Regions from separate parts of the Homo sapiens genome. Here region 2 is linked to region 1. The links are chromatin contacts, found by Hi-C or POLR2A ChIA-PET in ENCODE. All regions are on one chromosome and are shown on one strand. Each heading gives the region's core, a stretch centred on a gene start or an enhancer-like site at or near the end of the contact. The rest is flanking DNA. Distances are from core to core; before and after follow the strand shown. Region 1 holds the start of PNPLA6 (patatin like domain 6, lysophospholipase). Region 2 holds the start of LDLR-AS1 (LDLR antisense RNA 1).

The links. A loop is a pair of places that touch in the nucleus more often than their neighbours do. ChIA-PET counts read pairs that join two places held with the same protein, here RNA polymerase II (POLR2A). Pooled maps may share reads with other maps.
Region 2: a pooled map shows a loop between it and region 1 (7-fold over the local background). The contact joins the promoter of LDLR-AS1 here to the promoter of PNPLA6 in region 1. A Hi-C loop is called at or near these places in 1 of 50 pooled maps. POLR2A ChIA-PET finds 5 or more read pairs at or near these places in 2 of 52 experiments (activated CD8-positive, alpha-beta memory T cell and activated T-cell).

The regions. Positions count from the first base shown.
Region 1 is chr19:7,534,394-7,537,132 of GRCh38, reverse strand. PNPLA6 (patatin like domain 6, lysophospholipase) reads right to left here and starts at 1,416. Exons shown (of 32, transcript NM_001166114.2): 1 at 1,113-1,416; 2 at 860-942; 3 at 587-684. The coding sequence starts at 1,344. RefSeq lists an enhancer at 1,342-1,581.
Region 2 is chr19:11,088,264-11,091,002 of GRCh38, reverse strand. It overlaps LDLR-AS1 (LDLR antisense RNA 1), which reads left to right and starts at 1,344. Exons shown (of 1, transcript NR_163945.1): 1 at 1,344-1,935. It overlaps LDLR (low density lipoprotein receptor), which reads right to left and starts at 1,540. Exons shown (of 18, transcript NM_000527.5): 1 at 1,388-1,540. The coding sequence starts at 1,454. RefSeq lists enhancers at 200-379, 97-690, 691-1,286 and a silencer at 450-709.

The sequences.
Region 1 (2,739 bases), core at 167-2,666:
CCTCTGAGATATTGACTTGGGAACAAATAGCTCAGATACTCCAGTGGAAGGAGAAGGTCACTGAGGTAGCCCTCAGGGAAGAGATACCCTAGAGACAGCATGTCTGGTGTGGAAGAGCTCTGAGAGGAGAGTCCAGAGATGTCTCTCTGAAACAGGAAGACTTTCTTCTTCTTCTTCTTCTTTTTTTTTTTTTTTTTTTTTTTTTTGAGACAGAGTCTCACTCTATTGCCCAGGCTGGAGTGCAGTGGCATGATCTCAGCTCACTGCAACCTCCACCTCCCAGATTCAAGTGATTCTCCTGTCTCACCCTTCTGAGTAGCTGGGATTACAGGCCCATGCCACCACGCCCAGCTAATTTTTGTATTTTTAGTACAGATGAGGTTTGCCATGTTGGCCAGGCTGGCCTCAAACTCCTGATCTCAGGTGATCTGCCCGCCTTAGCCTCCCAAAGTGCTGGGAATTACAGGCATGAGCCACAGCGCGCAGCCAATATGGGAAGACTTCCACAACACTTTGGTGTAAGCTGATTACTCAAAAGGCCCCTGAGATAACCCCTAATACCAGGTCACACCCAGCACAGCCTTACTTCTTGGCAATGTTGAGCATCTTCAGTTTCTTCCTCATGCGTGGCCGGGAGGTGGCGGAGACAGAGGTATCCACGAGGGAGGAGGTGGATTGTGACACCTGGGAGAATGAAGGCGGAGATGGGTGAATTGCTAATTCAGACCTTGGAGAAGAGGCAGACGGATCCAGGGGGTCTCCATCAAGGAAGGAGCGGTGGCGGACACTAAGAAGTGTAAATAGGGAAGGGGCGCGGCCTCTGTGTGGTCAGGGCGGACCCCAGGGGTCCCGGACTCACCTTCCGCATAATCTTCCGGCCATAGAAGAGCACTTTGTCCCTCTTCCGGAACCGATACCGGGGGCCATCCGGGGCTGGGGTTTCTGGGGATAGGTGGGGACAGGGGCACTCCGAGCTCTGTGCAGACTCCACCCTGCCAGAGCTGGGGTACCGCGAACAGACGCCAGCAAATCCCCATCTCTGCCGCCTCGGGACCCGGGCATTTGGGCCCCCCACCATACAGCCTCCCAAGAGGGGCCCCTCGGGTGCTCACTTGGCACTCGCAGCCTCCGCACCACCAGGAGGATGAGCACGGCCGTGACCACCACCGCCACTCCGGCCCCGATCATCACGCCAAGCACCTGAGGGACGAACGGCACTGGCTGCGCACCGCAAATCCGTCCCGCCGAGCCTTCCCCGGGCGCCAGGACGTCCTGGAACCCATCCCTCTCCGCCACCTTCGCCCCCGAGGAGTTCGTAGCCAGCCCGTGACTCGATGTCCCCATCTGCAGAATGGGCCAGTGCTGCTCCCTCCCCGGGGGCGCGACTCTTCCCTGAGGCCCGGCGGCCCGCAGTGCATGCCGGGAAACGTAGTTCCGCCCGAGCGGACGCAGCGCGTTATCGCCAGACCACGTAATGCGCGCTGAGCACGCCGGGAGTTGTAGTCCTCTTGGCGCCCCACGCCGGCACCTACCCGGTCTCCGCCCCACCCCTTACCATTCCAGTTTGCAGCGGAGCCTCCATCGGTTGATTCCAGCTGGACGGCCGATCTGGTAGCCCGGAGTCCTGGGAAATCAAGGAGTCGAAGGAACCCGTGCAAGTCGTCAATCTGGGCCCACCTCTCCCCTGCCTCAAGCCCTGCCCCCAGCTCAAGCCCTGCCCTCTGGGGTGGCGGGGGAAGCGTCTCCAGCTGCCAGGGGCGAGGCTAGAGGGGCGCTGCGGGACTAAGGGATGGAGCAAACCGACCTCTCGGCCCTGGCCAGGAGATGAGGCGGGTCCCCGGCTTCCTGCTCCCTTCGCCTACGCGTAGGGCCTACCAGACGCCCGCCTGTCCAACCCCACCCCGGGGCCAAAGGCCGACCTGGTACCCACTGTCAGCAGCCTGCAGGCAGGTCCCCACAGGGCACGGTCCTCTGCACCTGGTGACTTCCTCCCGGGTCACTGCCCTCTGCAGGGTTGATCAAGCCTGACCACCCCACCCCCCAGGCCGCACCCCCTACTCCGTCGAAGACTGAATGCCCCACCCCAGGAAAACGGGCCCGCAAACCGTGGGGTCCGGGAGTGGGCACCTAGATACTCGGCTCCCGACGCAAGCCTGCCCCGGGGAAGACCCAGGAGCTGGGAGGCACGGGAGTACTGCCGGGGCATCCGCGGAAGGCGTCTGATACCCACGTTTCAGAAGAGTCCTGGGATGCTTGGGGTGGCGTGGGCTTGCAAGGCGCTGCTGGTTTTTGCCGGGGATTTACTATCACGTAGTAGTGAAGTTATGGGGGCTCTATGGCACAGAGCATCACTGGGACTCCGGGACCGATGGTGGCGCCATTGCTGGGAGGCGTAACCAGAGACGCTGGGATTAGTGGGTGGGGATGCGGGGTCACTGGAAAGTTACTGAGATTCTGAGGATTACAATACTACTGCTGGGAAAACCAGGAGGTGGGTGGGCACATTCCTGGGGTGCTTATGAGAGCGGGCCTGGGGAGGGCGTCCGGGCTCCTTGGAAGATACTGAGAGATGCTGGAATATTACTGGGATTTTTCTGGGAAGCTGAGGATGTTTCTGACATCGCTAGAATATTAATGGAAATTCGGGGGCCGGGAGATAGGAATCCCGGAGACTCCGAGTCGTTACTTGGAAAATTCCTGGGTGGCCGGTCCTCTTCCACCTCAGGGCACAGCTGGCTA
Region 2 (2,739 bases), core at 95-2,594, 3.6 Mb before region 1:
GGACAGCTGAACCGAAGCCATTCACAGCCTCTGAAGAAGCGAGGCCACCCCAGGGGGTCGGTCCCGGGGGATAGCTGCCCCACCGTGGCTGAAGATCTCGGCTGCAGACCAAGGAGGGGCGGGGAGATTCTGAGGCAACGTTTCAACCTCGTAAGGAACCGAGGCCTTGAGGGTGGCCGGGGGCCCCTCTGTGAACTTGATCGGGGCTGGTGGGGCGAGGGCGCCCCCCAGGACAAGGTGGGGACGGAGGTGTCGCCACAGAGCACAGCGGAAACCGGGGACTTCGCCAGGAGGGCCCAGGATAACGGAGGGCGACTCGTGTATGTCGCGGAGGCGGCTCCGGGGACCCGGGACTTGTCGTCGCCTTTGTGACAGGAACCGCGGAGGAACGCCAGGCCTCCCCTGCATCCGCCTCGCCCCGGACAAGGTGAGGCTCAGACTTCCGCGCCAGCCCCGCCCCGCTCGTACACAAGCCCCGTCCTCCCGACGCCCGCCTCCGCCTCCACCGCCTCACATTGGACAAGGGGAGTGGCTCGAGGGTGGCCTGTTGGACTACACCCAATGGAATTCGGGGGGCGGGCCAAAGGGGCGGGGGCAGGGGCGGGAGGGGGTGGCCCCCGTCCCGGAGCACGCGGCGGAATCCCGGGACTGCACCCAACTCAGGATGGCAGTGGCGCCCTGGGGTCGCGCAAAGCGGATCGGGACCCCTGAGCCCGCGGTGACCTCCAGGCTGGACATCCGGGTCTCCAGTCGCCCTCGCCCCCAGAAGGACTTAAGGCGGGGGTGGGAGTGATCCCTTGTTTTAGGACTGGAGGTCCCCACACCCAGCTCCGAGTTAGAAGAGAGGGTCCCGGCCGGGCGCGGTGGCTGACGCCTGTAATCCCAGCACTTTTGGGCAGATCACCTGAGGTCGGGGTTCGAGACCAGCCTGGCCAAAATGGTGAAAACCCGTCTCTACTAAAAATACAAAAATTAGGCGGGCGTGGTGGTTGGGCGCCTGTAATCCCAGCTATTCGGGAGGCTGAGAGAGGAGACTCGCTTAAACCCGGGAGGCGGAGGTTGCAGTGAGCTGAGATCGTGCCACTGCACTCCATCCTGGGCGACAGAGCTAGACTCCGTCTCAAAGAAGATGCGGTCCCTCACCCTGTGGAGACTTGGGGGACAGCGGTGCCCCGTTTCCCTTAAATCCCTCAGACTCCTCCCGACCCTCGCGCTCCCCTCAGCGCCCCCCTCCAGCGCCCCCTCCAGCCGTTTGGGAAGGACCCCGTGCCATTACCCCACAAGTCTCCCAGGGATGGAGTGATTATTTGTACCCAAAAAAATAAATTCCCAAGGGCCCCCCGGGGGCTCCCTCTCAACCTATTCTGGCGCCTGGAGCAAGCCTTACCTGCAGTCCCCGCCGCGGCGAGGAGCAAGGCGACGGTCCAGCGCAATTTCCAGCCCCAGGGCCCCATGCTCGCAGCCTCTGCCAGGCAGTGTCCCGACCCGGATCACGACCTGCTGTGTCCTAGCTGGAAACCCTGGCTTCCCGCGATTGCACTCGGGGCCCACGTCATTTACAGCATTTCAATGTGAGGTTTCTAGCAGGGGGAGGAGTTTGCAGTGGGGTGATTTTCAAATGTCTTCACCTCACTGCAAGAGGAGGAGTTTCGAACGGCCGATGTGACATCGGCTTTTTAACCCGTGAAGCTCTGATTCCCACTCCAGTCCTTCGAAAGTGTCGCCAGGGCAGGCGACTTGATTTGTTGTATTTGGGTCTCCGGTGAAGAGCTGACGCCCCCTCAAAATTGGAAACGCATCTTCTGAAAGATCCTCCTGAAATTTCTCGATGTTTAACTGTTAACATTTTGCTGTTGTTGTCCACAGAAGGATAACAACAGCCTTTCAAGATCCTCCAATAGCCTAATGCCATTGTCCTCTCTGCCTCAAAAGGAAAACACTAAAAATGTTGGGAACTTCCGCCACTTTCTATATTTGCCTTTTCCTTTCTAGGAATTGTGTATAGATTTTTAGCTTCCTTTCGTTGTATATTGTTTTTACATTGTTATTCCAAATCACCTAATAGACACTGATCAATCAGGAATTTAAATAAAATCTTCACAAAAGTACAGCCAAAAAAATATTTTTTGTTTTGTGGGATCCCGCCTTTGGCTGAGTATAAACATCTGAAAAATCAATTGTACGGATACCTGGAGTCTGGACGTAAATATTGATTTCTCCCCTTAGGAGAAGGAGTTGAACAAACAGAAGGGCGGTTTCCTCTCCCTCAAAGCAAAATCAAAACAAAACAGGGCTTTCACAGTTGAACTTGAACCCCTAAGCCACAGAGAGCTGGTGGAGACCAACTTTTAGAATTGAGTCTCTTTGGGGACTCATGGGGTTGCCAGAGGCCTCTTGCCAAAAAGGCACATGTGAGAAACTTGCCTGAACCCCACACAGGGCTGGGCAGTCTTGGCGGTTCCCCCAGGAATAAGCTGGATTTCTCTGGGATTTTGCAAACTGACTTTGGCAGGCAGTGCTAACCTCTCAGCAGGATTTTAGGGAAACCTAGGAGACCAGGCAGAAAAGGGACAAATTGAACTCTCAGAAGGACAAAAAAAAAGATTAATCAGGGAAAATAATTTTTTAATTATTTTTATTATAATTTTTTAAATAATTATTTATTATTTATTTATCATTATTTCCAGCTGTCACTCAGGCTGGACTGCAGTGGCGTGATCACAGCTCTCTGCAGCGTCA